Linked DNA regions of Homo sapiens: all the other regions are linked to region 1. A link is a contact called in ENCODE Hi-C data. All regions are on one chromosome and are shown on one strand. The core of a region is the stretch at or near the end of the contact, and the rest is flanking DNA. Distances in the headings are between cores, read along the strand shown. Region 1 holds the start of USP48 (ubiquitin specific peptidase 48). Region 2 holds the start of LUZP1 (leucine zipper protein 1). Region 3 holds the start of KDM1A (lysine demethylase 1A).

Region 1 (4,972 bases), core at 1,588-4,087:
ACGATCTTGGCTCACTGTAACCTCCGCCTCCTGTTCAAGCAATTGTCCTGCCTCAGCCTCCTGAGTAGCTGGGATTACAGGTGCCCGCCACCATGCCTGGCTAATTTTTGTATTTTTAGTAGACCCAGGGTTTCACTATGTTGGCCAGGCTCATCTCGAACTCCTGACCTCGTGATCCGCCCACCTTGGCCTCCTAAAGTGCTGGGATTACAGGCATGAGCCACCATGCCTGGCCTAAGGCATTCTTAGACACAGGATGAGATAGGAGGTCTACACAAGATACAGGTCATAAAGACATTGCTGAGAAAACAGAATGCAGTAAAGAAGCTGGTTAAAACCCACCAAAACCAAGATGGCCATGAGACTGACCTCTGGTCGTCCTCACTGCTTATTATATGCTAATTATTATACGCTAATTATTATACATTAGCATGCTAAAAGACATGCCCACCAGTGCATGACAGGTTACAAATGCCATGGCAAAGTCAGGAAGTTACCCTATATGGTCTAAAAAGGGGAGGAGGCCAGGCGCGGTAGCTCACACCTGTAATCCCAGCACTTTGAGAGGCCGAGGTGGGCGGATCACCTGAAGTCCGGAGTTCGAGACCAGCCTGACCAACATAGTGAAACCCCGTCTCTACTAAAAAATACAAAAAAATTAGGCGGGCGTGGTGGCAAAAGCCTGTAATCCTAGCTACTTGGGAGGTTGAGGCAGGAGAATCGCTTGAACCCAGGAGGCGGAGGTTGCAGTGAGCCCAGACCACACCATTGCACTCCAGCCTGGGCAACAAGAGCAAAACTCCGTCTCAGGAAAAAAAAAAGTCTTCTCTGCCTCACTATACAAAATGCAAATCTCCATTATAGCACTCAACAGCTGTATATCTTCAGTGGGTACTTTGAATAAAGGTCTTCCTTTTTTTGTTTTTTTTTTTGTTGTTATTGTTGTTTTATTGTTGTTGTTATTGTTGTTTTGTTTTGTTTTTGTTTTTTTTTTGGAGACAGAGTCTCGCTCAGTCGCCCAGGCCGGAGGGCAGTGGCGCGATCTCCGCTCACTGTAAGCTCCGCCTCCTGGGTTCCCGCCCTTCTCCTGCCTCAGCCTCCAGAGTAGCTGGGACTACAGGCGCCCGCCACTACGCCCGGCTATTTTTTTTGTATTTTTAGTAGAGAGGGGGTTTCACCGTGTTAGCCAGGATGGTCTCGATCTCCTGATCTCGTGATCCGCCCGCCTTGGCCTCCCAAAGTGCTGGGATTACAGGCGTGAGCCACCGCGCCCGGCGGCAAGGTCTTCCTTTCAAGCCATAACTCTCACCTGTCCCTGTCTCAGAAATTGTGGCCCTCTCACGCCAAGCTTTTCTCTTCTGTGCCTTTGCTCCTTGTGGTTTCTTTTTTTCTGGAATGGTGTCTTTCTTCTATCCTGGATAAGTCCAACTCACCCGTTAAAAGCGGGCTTCGGAATTACTTCTGGGAAGCCTTTTCTCAAGTACCCCGAAGCCTCCCAAGACTGGGATGGGGATCTTTGTATTTCTACCGCTCACTCCCTAACCCACTTCCAAGGGCAGGGACCACATCTTACTTTCTTCTGCCTTCAGCGAATTTTTTTGTTTTTTTTGAGACGGAGTTTTACTCTTGTTGCCCAGGCTGGAGTGCAATGGCGTTATCTCGGCTAACCACAACCTCCGCCTCCCGGGTTCAAGCGATTCTCCTGCCTCTGCCTCCCGACTAGCTGGGATTACAGGCATGCGCGACCGCGCCTTGCTAATTTTGTATTTTTAGTAGAGACGGGGTTTCTCCATTTTGGTCAGGCTGGCCTCGAACTCCTGACCTCAGGTGATCCGCCCACCTCGGCCTCCCAAAGTGCTGGGATTGGATCCTTGAGCCACGGTGCTCGGCCCAGTGAATGTTTATCTAAAGAATTCAGCCTAAGGTTTTCCAGCAGGCAAGCAGCTGAGTCAGAAGTTAGCGCTTAGATTCTGGCAGAGCTCTAATTCAAATTCAAAATTCTTAAATATCCTCACTTTAGTAGAGTTCTTTACAGTTTGCAAAACAATTCTCATAAAGCTACTCTTTATGTCCTGGGGCAGGAGTCGCAGAAAGGAAATGTTTTAAACCAGGAGCTAGAGAGGAACTAGAAAATCCTGGCATAGAGGTAACAGTCTTGAGAAGGGAGCCAACAGCAAACATGACCTTGCGCACCAGAGAAACTCCACCCTGGCACCTCGGACCCCCGCCCGCACAGTCTGCGGCGCACTGAGCACTCCCACCTCGAAGACTACAAATCCCAGCATGCCTCACAGTCAGTGGCAGGACGCAGGGCATGCCGGGACACGTAGTCCCACCCTAGCACGGGAAAAGGCCGGAAGGTCCCATGACGTCAGGAGGGCTCGGGAAAGGGGTTCGGAACCGGTCTAGGCTCAAGTTAAATCTCCCTCTAAAGAGCCAACACTGGTTTCTTTGGCGACTCGGTTTCTACTCTAAACAGGTCCCGCTCCACAGTCTGGGCGGGCCTGTGTGTGCGTTGAGTAGCCTCTAGCGTGAAAACTTCATGGTTAAAAGGGAAGTACCGGAGGCAAGAAATAGCTTTCGAGGCACTGGTTTGTTAGAGTAGTGGTACGTAGTGCGCCGCCCTGAACGGGGGCTGAGACGCTGCTTTTCCAGAAGTGCCAGTGAGGACGTGGCAAGACCGCCTCGGACGTACGCTTCCTCTACCTCAGCCCGTCGGGTTAGGGGCGCGGGAGGCGCAGAGGCTGCTGGGAACGCGCATGCGCTCAGCGCGGCGGGGAGTCCACCTTTAACGTCCGCGGGCGCGGGGTGTGTCGGGTGTCGACGGCGGCGCTTTGCGGCCGGTCGTGCGGGTCGGGCGCGGGCGGGCGCGGCGGCAGTGGCGCGCACAGGTGATTGACTGGCCAGCTGCCTGAAGGAGCGCCAGGTCCTCCTTGCTGGCAGGTGGCGAAGCCCATTGGGGCGGCGGTGCAGACCGCGGCGGCGGCTGCGGCGGTCTGGCTCGGGAGGCGTTCCTGGGGCCAAGGCCATGGCCCCGCGGCTGCAGCTGGAGAAGGCGGCCTGGCGCTGGGCGGAGACGGTGCGGCCCGAGGAGGTGTCGCAGGAGCACATCGAGACCGCTTACCGCATCTGGCTGGAGCCCTGCATTCGCGGCGTGTGCAGGTGAGGCCCGCGCACCGCGCCTCGCGGGCTCCTCGCGCCGGACCTTGGAAAGCCCGGGCGGGGTAGGGGAAAGGAAGACGGCAGCCCTTTGCGTGCATTTGGGAGGCGCGGAGCCGAGCGAGGTGGAGTTTCCCCCTTTGCGCCGTCTGCGCGACCTGGGAAACGCAGGCTTCCCGGGCTGTGCGCGGAGGTGATGCTGGCCAAAGCACTTTAGGAAGGTTTGGGTTCCCATCCAGAAGATGGCGGTGGAGATGAAGGCAGGAGCTGAGAGCTTAGCAAGCGTTGATGGTTGGGGTATCTTGGCCACAGCACGGCTCTTTCGTTTGTAAAAAGGAACTTTTTGGAAGTGAGCTTCATCACAGTGTATCTTGTTGGTGTTGACACCGAAGGCCTGATCATCTTAGTATTATTTTTGTAGAGGGCAGCTTTAGAAAAAACTGTGGTCAGCCTACGTCATCGATACCCTGCACCCCCGTTGGCCTTCCCTCACTCGTTAATCTAGTATTTTTTTTAAGCCTTTCTTTGGTCGTTCTGGTTCGACACCAGTTTACCGAGTACCAAGTTTAAGCTGTGATAGTGCTGTCCTTCACGTCTGCGCCGCCCTTGAACTTTACCTTTCCTTAACCCCCTCATATAGATTGAATCCTTAGGCTTTGCTCCCGTTTATTCCCTTTTTTCCACCTTGTAACGCGGGAACTATAGTTTTTGTTTCAGAATGTTGTTGAAATTGACTTGGCCAAGCCGGGCATGCTCAGTAGCCGTCTTTCGGCAGGCATTTAGGAAATGCTTTCTGGAGTTTTTACATTCCGCTGGGGGATCCGGAAGGAATGGAAGTCATGGTCTCTGGCTTTGGAGCTTAAAGTCTAGTATGAGAAGTGAAATAAGTTAGGGAGTTTCTATAAAGCAAACGAATAAGTCCAAGCTCTGGGCGTCTGTCTCACAAGGAGGGTAAATCTGACTTTAACAGTAAGTTCTGGAATGTTTGAAGTCTGTGTATAATAGAAATAATCAAGCTTCAGTCAGTTTCTCAACGTAATTAGTTTCCAGACTAACCAAATAATGTAAACTACTAATAGTTCTGGTGGTTTTTGAGACAGGGTCTCACTCTGTCACACAGGCTGGAGTGCAGTGTCACGAGCTCGGCTCACTGCAACCTCCGTTTCCCAGGCTCAAGCGATCCTCCCACCTCGGCCTCCGGAGTAGCTGGGATTAGAGGCACGGGCCACCACGCCCGACTCAGTTTTGTATTTTTAGTGGAGACGGGTTTTCGCCATGTTGGCCAGGCTGGTCTCGAGCTCTGGGCTCAAGCGATCTGCCCACCTCTTCTGGGATTACAGGCGTGAGCCACCATGCTGGGCCAATTTCTGATATTTATTTATTTATTGAGACGGTGTTTCGCTCTTATTGCCCAGGCTAGAGTGCAATGGCGTGATCTCGGCTCACTGCAACCTCTGCCTCCTTGGTTCAAGCGATTCTCCTGCCTCAGCCTCCTGAATAGCTGGGATTACAGGCATGCACCATCATGCCCGGCTAATTTTTTTTTATTATTTTTATTTTTTGTATTTTTAGTAGAGACAGGGTTTCTCCATGTTGGTCAGGCTGGTCTCGAACTCCTGACCTCAGATAATTTGACCGCCTTGGCCTCCCAAAGTGCTGGCATTACAGGCGTGAGCCACCGCCCGCCAGGCCGATACTTTTTTTTTTTTCGAGACAGCGTCGTGAGACGCTGGATAAATTTAAAAAAATAAATTTTTAAAATAAAAATTTTAAAAGAAAAAAGAATAGGCCGGGTGCGGTGGCTCATGCCTGT
Region 2 (4,972 bases), core at 693-3,192, 1.4 Mb before region 1:
ATATAATACTACTGAAAATAAGAATGACAGGGGCCTGATGTGGTGGCTCACGTCTGTAATCCTAGCACTTACGGAGGCCAAGGTGAGTGGATCACCTGAGGTCAGGAGTTCGAGACCAGCGTGGCCAACATGGTGAAACACCGTCTCTACTAAAAATACAAAAATTAGCCAGGTGTGGTGGCAAGTGCCGGTAATCCCAGCTACTTGGGAGGCTGAGGCAGGAGAATCTCTTGAACCTGGAAGGCAGAGGTTGCAGTGAACTGAGATCGTGCCACTGCACTCCAGCCTGGGCGACAAGAGAGAAAATTCGTCTCAAAAAAAAAAAAAAAAAAAAAGAAAGAAAAAGAAAATAAGAATGACAATCATATTGTTCATATTGTTTGTGGAACACTGTGCCTGATGTTTTCCATACAGTATCTTAGGTAATTTTAAAACAAACACCACAAGACTATATTATTATCCCCATTTTATAGATGAGAAGACAGGCTCAGAGATGGCTATTATGACCCCAGAACATATGATCCCAGGGTTTTCTGGCATCAGAGCTTGAGCTCCACAAACATGTGTGGGTTCTGACCTCCAGGAAGTGCTAAGAAACAAATGGGAGGTCAGTTCTTTATAAGTTGTAGTGTTCATGCCCACGTGAGGGTTAAACACAATGTTATTGGTTATTCAGAACAGGGAGGATTGCTTTCTGGCTGGGAGAAGCTGGGAGGTGAGACAGCAGGGGAAGAGCTTCAGCAAAGGGTCAAATGTGGGAAAGCAGTGGGTGTGCTAAGAGAAGTTTGGATAAACTTTGTGTGTGTGTGTGTGTGTGTGTGTGTGTAAAGGTAGGAAGTGATCATACCAGGCCAGGGCTTTGGCCTTTATTCCATAGGCAATAAAGAGCTTACACAAGAGATGTCTCAAGAGACCAACCATGCTGCTGTAGTCAGAGAGGAAGCAGCCCTCAGCCCATCTGTGTCCTGGCTTGTGAATGCTGCTGCGTGCCAGCGTGTGGGAGGGCATCCGCAGCGAGAGCAGTCTCTGGCTGTGTCCTGTACTATGCTGGGTGTGGGTCTTGGGCTGTCTTTGAAGCCTTCCTCCTGGCTTCTCAGGGCACTAGGTGCCTTTTAGATAGTAGACTTAAAGGAAGTATGTCATAGAAGTATGGGAGGGGATTTTGAGATCATCTGGTTATTCCCCCTTCCCATTTTAAAGAAGATGAAAATCGGGAACATAGATGGGAAAGTACTTGTCTAGCATCACACAAAGAATTAATAGCACAGTGGGGGACGGGAACCCATGCCTCCCGAGTCTGAGCTGAGTTCCTTCTCTGCATTTGCAGAGTAATAGAAATAGGATTTGTTGAGTGATTATTCCATATCAGGTTCTAGGCTAAGCACCTTTCCATTGATTATCTCATTTAATCCTCACAACCCTACTGAGAGTGTCCCGCTTTTTTCTTTTTCTTTTGAGACAGGGTCTCACTCTGTCACCCACGCCGGAGTGCAGTGGCACGATCACGGCTCACTGCAGCCTCGACCTCCCTCGGCTCAAGCGATCCTCCTACTTTAGCTTACCGGCGGGCGCCACCACTCCCGGCTAATTTTTGTATTTTTTATAGAGATGGGGTTTCGCCATGTTGCCCAGGCTGGTCTCGAACTTCTGAGTTTAAGCGATCCGTCCGCCTCAGCCTCCCAAAGTTCTGGGATTACAGACTTGAGCCACCACGCGGGCCGAAAGTGTCCCTCCTGAAATCGAGAAGTCTTGTCTTCCATTTCGATTTCCCAGGGCGCCTAGCACAGGACCCAGCTACGGAGGCAATAAAAACTTGGTGGAGTCTAAGTCCTGGGAAGGGAAAAAAAGGACGGAGGGGGCGGGGCCTACAGACAACCCCGCCCATCACAAAGACCCCGCCTTCCAGAACGCTGACGTCACAATTTGGCCCCGCCCCTCATTGTCAGTCCCGCGGAGCCAGAGGAGGCGCCGGTCGCTGGCAGCTGAGCGGCGGAACCCTTCGCTGGCGGGAGCGCGGTTCGGGGCCGCAGAGGTGAGGGTCCGTGAGGCGGCGGCGGCGGGAGCGCGGCGCGGGGAGGGGAGGGCGGCGGGGTTGGGAGGCCGGTCCCGGGTGAGGTCGGGGCACCCGCGGCCACGGGGCAGAAGAAACCGCGGGCGCAGCCGAGGAGAGATGGGGTGTGGAGTTGGGGGAGAGTTGGAATGGATTTTGGAGGAAGGGCTCAGGAGGAGACCTTTTGGGGCGAGACCCAGCACATGTTTGTGGAGTTGGAGGAAGAGACTCTGAGGAGATTTTTCCTCGGGAGGGGGAGGGAAGGTTCTGAGGAGACTTCTTGGTGGGAGCGAGACTCTGAGGAGAAATGTTTGGGGCAGAGACGCGGAGGAGACATTTTCGAGGGGGCGGCGAAGAGTTTCGGGGGTAGAGTTTGGGGTTGGGGGAGGGGGCGCGGGCCGACAGGGGCGGGGGGCGACGAGGCGGCCGTGGAGGGGGCTGCGCGGGGCCCGGCGGGCACCGGAGGAAGGAAGTGATCAGACAGGAAGGGCCCGGGAGCTGCAGCAGCAGGAGGAGGAGGGCGGTTTGGGAGCGCGTCGGGCCGGCGTGCGGGGCCAGCTGCGGGCGCGGGGCGCGGGCCGCGGGCCGGGCGGGGAGGGGTCCCGCGGCCGCCGCAGCTGTCGGCCGCGCCGGCCCGCGTCCCGGGCGCTCTGCTGGTCTCGCAGCCAGACCGCTGGGCCGGGAAGGAATTCGAGGCATTCGCTTTGTTTAAGTTGCCAGTAGACAGTCCTTAGGACTAATTAATGGTGGAATCTGCAGGGGGACGCCGGCGAGCGGGGCCGGGGCCTCCCCCCGCCCGCCGCGGTGAACTTTCCGCAGCGCGGGGCCCGCCTCCCGGCGCACCCCCGGCCCCCGCCCAGCCGCCCGGGCAGGGAAGGAGCCATGGCTTCCCGGAGCGCAGGAATGAAGTGCGGTTTCTGGGGCTGGTGGCCTCTGGCTGCGGAGCCTGCCTGCAGGGAACCTGGCGACCCGCAGCGGCCGCGCTGGGGCTTCGGAGCCCGGTTTAGAGCTCTTGGAGGTGGCTGCGGTTTCTGTGCATAACCTTGGAGGAGCCTCTGTGAGCCGAGAAAGACCATCTTGCTTTGGAGCATCTGTTTCTTCATCGCGTCAACCCCTTTCCTAACACTGCAGAGCTTGTTGTGGCTTGTTTCGGGAATGCCGAGGCCAGTGCTCACCCTTGCGGGTGGGAGAGGGGAAGAGAGTAGGCACCCCCAAAACCCCTGTAGTGTGATTTCCAGAAGGCCAGACTGCCTGCAGCTCCACCGTCGCACCTTCACTGACTTGAATGACCTTGGGAGAAGGATTGCGCTGCTGAGCCCTTGGTGCCTTATCTGTCGTTGGAGGAGAAAATACTCTCTGGACCTCCCTGCCTTTTGGGGATGTTTTGAGGGGTGGGGTTTGCTCAGGGTATTTCTTTTACAGACGGCTGCAGTTCTGGCCTAAGGAGCTGGACTGGTGTCAGAGCCGGGAGAATTCAGATCACCTAATAAGATTTGACTACCTCAAATTAGGGAGGGAGGGGTTTGGATTTTAGGAGGACATTTCTTTTTGGGGAATCTGGAAGGTGTGTTCCAGATTGCCTTCTGTCACCTTGTTTGCAACTTTGGTAGTATTCATGTGGTTAAATTGAATTACCCCCATAGAAAATTCTTCTTTTGTCAGAAATAATTGTTTTGCTCAGAATTCCCCTGGGGGCAGATTAAGGTTTTGCTCAATTTACTCCTAGAAGAATTTACTCCTAGAAGAATTTTCCAGGTTTCTAAAATTAAATCACTTTTCTAAACATAGTAACTAAAGTTTGAAAAGCTGGAAATAGTGAGCTGGGAAGGGAATGGGTTGGAGTATGAAGAAGGCAGCAAACACAGGTTCATTGTTGACCAGTGATTAATAATGCGGATTGTTAATTAGCCTTCGTTGATTATGAGGTGTTTTCTTAATCTTAAATAATTTAAGACCAAGAAAAGGAACTAATGTTGTTGAGTTGCCTATTCTGTACCCAGTAATTATGCTAGGTGGTATAGATCTTAGGCAGTCTTCCCAAGAATTTTGTGAGGTGGTAGTTAGCATCCCTTTTTTTTTTTTTTTTTTTTTTTTGAGACGGAGTGCTCTGTGTCACCCAGGCTGTAGTGCAGTGGTGCGATCTCGGCTCACTGCAACCTCCGCCTCTCATGTTTAAGCTATTCTCCTGCCTCAGCCTCCCGAGTAGCTGGGATTACAGGTGTGTGCCACCTTGCCCGGTTAATTTTTGTATTTTTAGTGGAGATGGGGTTTCACCATGTTGGCCGGGTTGGTTTCGAACTCCTGACCTCAAGTGATCTGCCCGCCTCGGCCTCCCAAAGTGCTGGGATTACAGGTGTGAGCCACCGCTCCCAGTCAGCATCCCTGTTTTATAGATGAGCAAGCCAAAGGTCAGAAAGTAAAGTGGCTGTCCCAAGTTCACACACACAACTAGTAAGAAGTGGCACTGGAATTCATACCCAGGTCTGTTTCTCAGGTCTGTGGTTGTCTCTCTACTTTGCCCACTGCCTTGGGAATCATGAGACCTAGTTTTTTGGCCTTTGACTCAGCCACTGGGTGACTGTGGGCCCTAGAATAAGTCATTTAAGTCTATTCTCCAATAGTATTGCCTTTTCTTTCAGCAGTGTTGTAAATATGCACTTGAAGTGTGCTGTTTTTCTTTTCTTTTTTTTTTTTTTTTTGGTAAAAAGACAAACATATAAGGCTGTAGTAGTGTAGTAGTGGTATGTACTATATGCCTCTAGGTGCTTACTTATTTCTTATGATGAAAGCATTTCTGTTAAAATGGGGAGTACCTAAGTGATCATATATTTCATTTATGTAATGGAAGTTGATGGATAGCTAATGGCCCTTCCAGTGTAAAGCGGCCATCATTAAGGTAACATTATCAGAAACAGAATCATT
Region 3 (4,972 bases), core at 1,154-3,653, 1.2 Mb before region 1:
TTGCCAGGGACTGGGGGTAGGGAGGACTGGGGAGTGACTGCTAATGATACAGATGTCTTTGGGGATGATGAAAAGGTTCTAAAATCAATTGTGGTGTTGGCTGTACAATCTTGTAAATATGCTAAAAACCACTGAATCATACATTTTAAAATGGTGAATATTATTATACATGCATTATCCCAATAAGCCTGTTTTTTTGTTTGCTTTTAGACAGTTTCGCTCTTGTTGCCCAGGCTGAAGTGCAGTGGCACGATCTGGGCTCACTGCAACCTCTGCCTCCCGGGTTCAAGCAATTCTCCCTAACTCAGCCTCCGGAGTAGCTGGGATTACAGGCGCCCGCCACCACGCCCGGCTAATTTTTTGTATTTTTAGTAGAGACGGGGGTTTCATCATGTTGGCCAGGCTGGTCTCGAACTCCTGACCACAGGTGATCCACCCGCCTTGGCCTCCCAAAGTGCAGGGATTACAGGAGTGAGCCACTGTGCCCAGCCAATAAATCTGTTTTTAAAAACATCTTATACGTGGCTTCTGGCCACCTGTCTATTGAAATCGTAAAATAACACTCTTGACTTCTGCCCTTTATTTCATTTCTGAGGGCTGGTGTCACCAACCTCTGTGCTTTTCTAACCCATGCTTTGGTAAAAGCTCCAGAAAGTCTTGCCTCCAAAACGGTCTTTCATCCAGCACTGGTTATACTTTAGAGAGTTGGCTCAAGTAGGCAGATAAATATGAGAGCTCTCAGACTGGGTAATACTCATCTCAAGAAGCTCCCCATACACACTGACTTGGTATTCCCACTTAAAAATTATGTAGACAATTTTTTCAGGCATAAATTATATAATCTGCAAATTTTTATTTAAATGTTGACTACACGCACATATATATCCAGGTTGTTTTTTCCAACTAGACCGACCATTAAATCTCCAGAAAAGGCCCAAGTCTAAAGTCTGCGCCCTAATACTGCCCCAGTGCCCTGCACACAGTGTCCCATGTGGTCCTTTGTTTCAAGGGCTGATGATACCCTGTAACAACATGAATGTGGGAATTACATTCCACTTCCATCACTTATTTAGCTTTGTGACTTTAGGCAAGTTGCTTAAATTGTGTGCCTCAGTTTACTCATTCCTAAAATAGGGCTAGCAATACCTGCCCGTTGATATTTAACAACAACAAAAAAAAGTAATGTTGGTGACACGCTGAATATAGCATCTAGGACACAGACATTTGAGGCAGTCACTGTCTGTATATACTGTTTGGAGTCAAATCTTTTCTTCCCATATATTTGCATTTTGACTATTATTTGCTCTCTCAATCAGCAGCTTCCTCATCTGCAAAATTCTGCGCCAAAAGATCGCTGAGAGGATTTTAAAAAAGAAAAAAAAAAAGACTAGAACTCCTACCACACAGCAGGGTTTTGCTCAAACAAAAACAAAAGCAAAAACGACCCTTTCTTTTCATCTCCCCGGCTAAGGCGATTTCTTCAGCATCAACCTACAGCCCCCTCGTGCACCCAGCTGAAACGCCATCAATATCGCCCAACAGCTTCCAGACCTATCTGTGAACAAACAAGTGAGGTCTCCAAGAACGCCAACCGTAACCCCACGTCAGGGAGCCATTTTCCAGTCAAGAAAATGAAAAGGTGTGCAAGAAAGACCTAAGGAATAAAATACCCCTCCCAGCAATCATCGATGCCCCTTCCCACGTCGCTCGGGACCCAGCACAAAGACCGCAGTCAACACCGGCAAAGACTTTTCCTTTCTCACCCCACCCGTCCAGCTAGAGGGGACGTGGCGTGCGCAGCGATACAAGGGGAGGTCTGAGTGGTCGCAGGGCCCAAGACCCGGCGGCGGCGGGGGAGGGCGGAGAAGCCTCGGGGAAGCTCGGCACCAGGCGGTGTCGTTTGAGGGAAGGGTCGAGCCTTACCTTCGCCCGCTTGCGCCGGCTGGTCCGACGCCCCTCCGGAGTCTCTGCTATTCCAGTTTCCATGGGGGTCGCAGACCCAGGCACGACAGTAGGGCCGGCCTGAGGCCCTGCGGACCCCGGCGGTTCCGCCAGGCCCCCGGGGGGCGAGGCCCGCGGAGGCTCTTTCTTGCGGGGTGTGCGCTCCCCCACCGCCCCCGGCCCGACCTCGGCTGGGCCCGACAGGCCCGCGGGCTGCGCGGCCACCTCAGACCCGTTCTCGGAGCCGCCTGCTGTCCCAGGGCCAGCCTCCGTCCCGGTTGCTGCCGCTGCAGCCGCCGCCGCCGCGGCTGCCGCCTTCTTCCCAGATAACATCTCGGGCCGCCGGGCCGCCGACGGCCGTAGGGGCCGCTCGCTCTGTCGCTCCGTGGGTCCGAAAAGCCTTGCCTCGCCTCGCTTCACGCTGCCCGCGCGCCGCCAACCGCCGTCGCGTACGCACGCGCCAAGCGCGCTCCCGCCGCGCCGGGACAAAAAGGGTCGGAGACACCCACGAGCCCCGCCCCTCCCCCGCAGCCATAGAGCGGCGTTCTCGCGGCTAGAGTGGCACCGCAGCAAAGAACGTGTAGCTTGCCTAGAGCGTCTCCCCGGCGTTTGGAGTGGGACCTGGCACAGTCCGTGGTCTTAGGGCTTCTGGGCCAGACTAAACCTCCGAAGGTGACCATTTCCTCCAGGGACTTTCGGGTTTGCATGCGTGCGTTCGTTCATTCACTCACCCAATTATTCGTTAATTCAACCAGTATTTATTAATGCTTGCCTACTACGTAACAAGGGTTACATTATGAAGTTCTAGCTTTCAAAGAACTTACAGTCTAATGGGGGAAAACACTGAAATATGTTGGTAGAGCGTCTTACTTATTCATAATTGCCCTGCTTGGACTGGGCAAAAAACTTGGAGAGCACAGCAGTTTCGATGGTAGTAAAATGGAGACAAGTTACGAAATCCAGGTTTGAGTCCAGACGGAATTGCTCTTGTCTCCAAGCCTTTGTTCATGCTTTTCCTTCTGGCTGGACCCCAACCTCATTCGCACTCCATGTCTTGCGCTTCTCCCATCCCCCATGTCCCCCATCCCCCATGTCCCCCATCCTTCATGTCCCCCATCCCCATCCACATAACACCTCTTTCTACTCCAGGTTAATTCTTTCTAATAATGATAGTAGCGGTTTATTCTTTTAATTTTTCGAGGAATCCCTTGCTAACCCAAAACTGGAACAGGTCGTGTACTTTTAGCATGCGTGTACTTATTACACAAACAATTGTCTTTTTAATAGTCTGTCTCTTCGAAGTGAAATTGTCAAAAAATTATTCCATTTACATGAAGTTCAAGAACTGGTAAAACTAATCTCCAGTAATAGGCTCCAATCAGCCCTTGCCTGAGATGGGGGTCGGGGGTTGACTGCAAAAGAACAAGAAAGAACTTGCTGGGGGTGATGGAAATGTTTTATATCTTGATTAGGGTGATGGTTACATAGGTGTATATATTTGTCAAAACTCTATGAACTATCCATGTAAAACAGGTATGTTTTATGTAACTGTAGTACTTCAGTAAAGTTGTTTTTTGTAAAAAACTAAGCAAACAGACAAAAAGGCAATCAAATGTAGAAAGGAAAAAAAGTAAAAGCTATGCAAGAAAGAAAATGTATCCGAGTGGCGTGGCACGCACTTGTAGTACCAGCTGCTCGAGAGACTGAGGTGGGAGAATCACTTGAGCCTAGGAGTTCATTCAAGTCCAGCCTGAGCAACATAGTGAAACTGCGTTTCTAAAAAAAAAGAGAAAAGAAAAAGAAAGAAAATATAATCATAGTACAACATATGGCTCAGCTGTGAACTGTATTAACATGACCATAAAAACGTAAGCAGTGAATATTGTTTTATTTATTTTTTCTGTTCTTTTGTTTGTTTGTTTCTTCTTTTTTTTTTTGAGACAGAGTCTTGCTCTGTTGCCCAGGCTGGAGTGCAGGGGTGCAATCTTGACTCAATGCAACCTCTGCCTCCCAAGTTCAAGCGATTCTCCTGCCTCAGCCTCCCCAGTAGCTGGGATTACAGGCGTGTGCCACCATGCCTGGCTAATTTTTGTATTTTTAGTAGAAACAGGGTTTCGCCATGTTGGCTAGGCTTGTCTCCAACTCCTGACCTCAAGTGATCCTCCCACCTCGGCCTCCCAAAGTGCAGGGATTACAGGTGTGAGCCACCGCGCCCCGCCGAGCAGTGAATATTGTTTTAACCAAAGTGATAGAATTACATTAAGAGAATGGAGAAAAAAGAAAGTTTGTGGGGAGAAAGATGAGAAGGTTTTAAGGATTTAGGGAAGTAGGGAGGTTGTTGGGGGAGGTGCTGCTTGGGAGCTAAATTATTTTTCACCATAAAAATATAATACATAATGTTGGCCAGGCGCGGTGGCTCATGCCTGTAATCCCAGCACTTTGGGAGGCCGAGGCGGGCAGATCACGAGGTCAGGAGATCAAGACCGTCGTGGCTAACACGGTGAAACCCCGTCTCTACTAAAAATACAAAAAAACTGGCCGGGCATGGTGGCGGGCGCCTGTAGTCCCAGCTACTCGGAGGCCGAGGCAGGAGAATGGCGTGAACCCAGGAGGCGGAGGTAGCAGTGAGCCGAGATCGCGCCGCTGCACTCCAGCCTGGGCGACAGAGCGAGACTCCGTCTCAAAAAAAGTATATATATATATATATATATATATATATATATATATATATATATATATATATATATATATAAAATACATAATGTCAAAATTGAGAAATCAAAAAATAATATAAGCATACTATTTAGAAATATCAAGGTAAATACAGAAGAAACAGCTAAAAAAGTTGGAATTGGTTGTCTCTAAGGCTTGGAACTTGACGGTGGAAAGAGGTGAGGCAGTGGATTGGAGCTTGTTTTAAATCCTGTAGTTCTATCTGACTTGTTTGCACATTTAATAGTTTGATAAAACTTGAAATTAGATGTTAAAAACATACATACCCTTTGACCAAGTAATTCTACTTTCAGGAAAG

What was found. Hi-C counts contacts between places; a loop is a spot of excess contacts on that map. Pooled maps may share reads with other maps.
Region 2: a pooled map shows a loop between it and region 1 (12-fold over the local background). The contact joins the promoter of LUZP1 here to the promoter of USP48 in region 1. A Hi-C loop is called at or near these places in 7 of 50 pooled maps.
Region 3: a loop to region 1 is called in a map of gastrocnemius medialis, with 4 times the contacts of the local background. The contact joins the promoter of KDM1A here to the promoter of USP48 in region 1. A Hi-C loop is called at or near these places in 2 of 168 maps with a recorded cell type or tissue (gastrocnemius medialis and naive thymus-derived CD4-positive, alpha-beta T cell) and 9 of 50 pooled maps.

The regions. Positions count from the first base shown.
Region 1 is chr1:21,781,014-21,785,985 of GRCh38, reverse strand. It overlaps USP48 (ubiquitin specific peptidase 48), which reads left to right and starts at 2,837. Exons shown (of 27, transcript NM_032236.8): 1 at 2,837-3,162. The coding sequence starts at 3,029. RefSeq lists silencers at 152-326, 2,714-3,073 and enhancers at 2,454-2,503, 2,249-3,019, 3,444-3,543, 3,020-3,791, 4,104-4,153.
Region 2 is chr1:23,165,826-23,170,797 of GRCh38, reverse strand. LUZP1 (leucine zipper protein 1) reads left to right here and starts at 1,942. Exons shown (of 4, transcript NM_001395462.2): 1 at 1,942-2,032. RefSeq lists enhancers at 1,048-1,097, 2,173-2,704, 2,705-3,236 and silencers at 1,743-1,802, 2,794-2,933.
Region 3 is chr1:23,016,899-23,021,870 of GRCh38, reverse strand. KDM1A (lysine demethylase 1A) reads right to left here and starts at 2,403. Exons shown (of 21, transcript NM_001009999.3): 1 at 1,924-2,403. The coding sequence starts at 2,274. RefSeq lists enhancers at 1,226-1,911, 1,912-2,599 and a silencer at 2,087-2,156.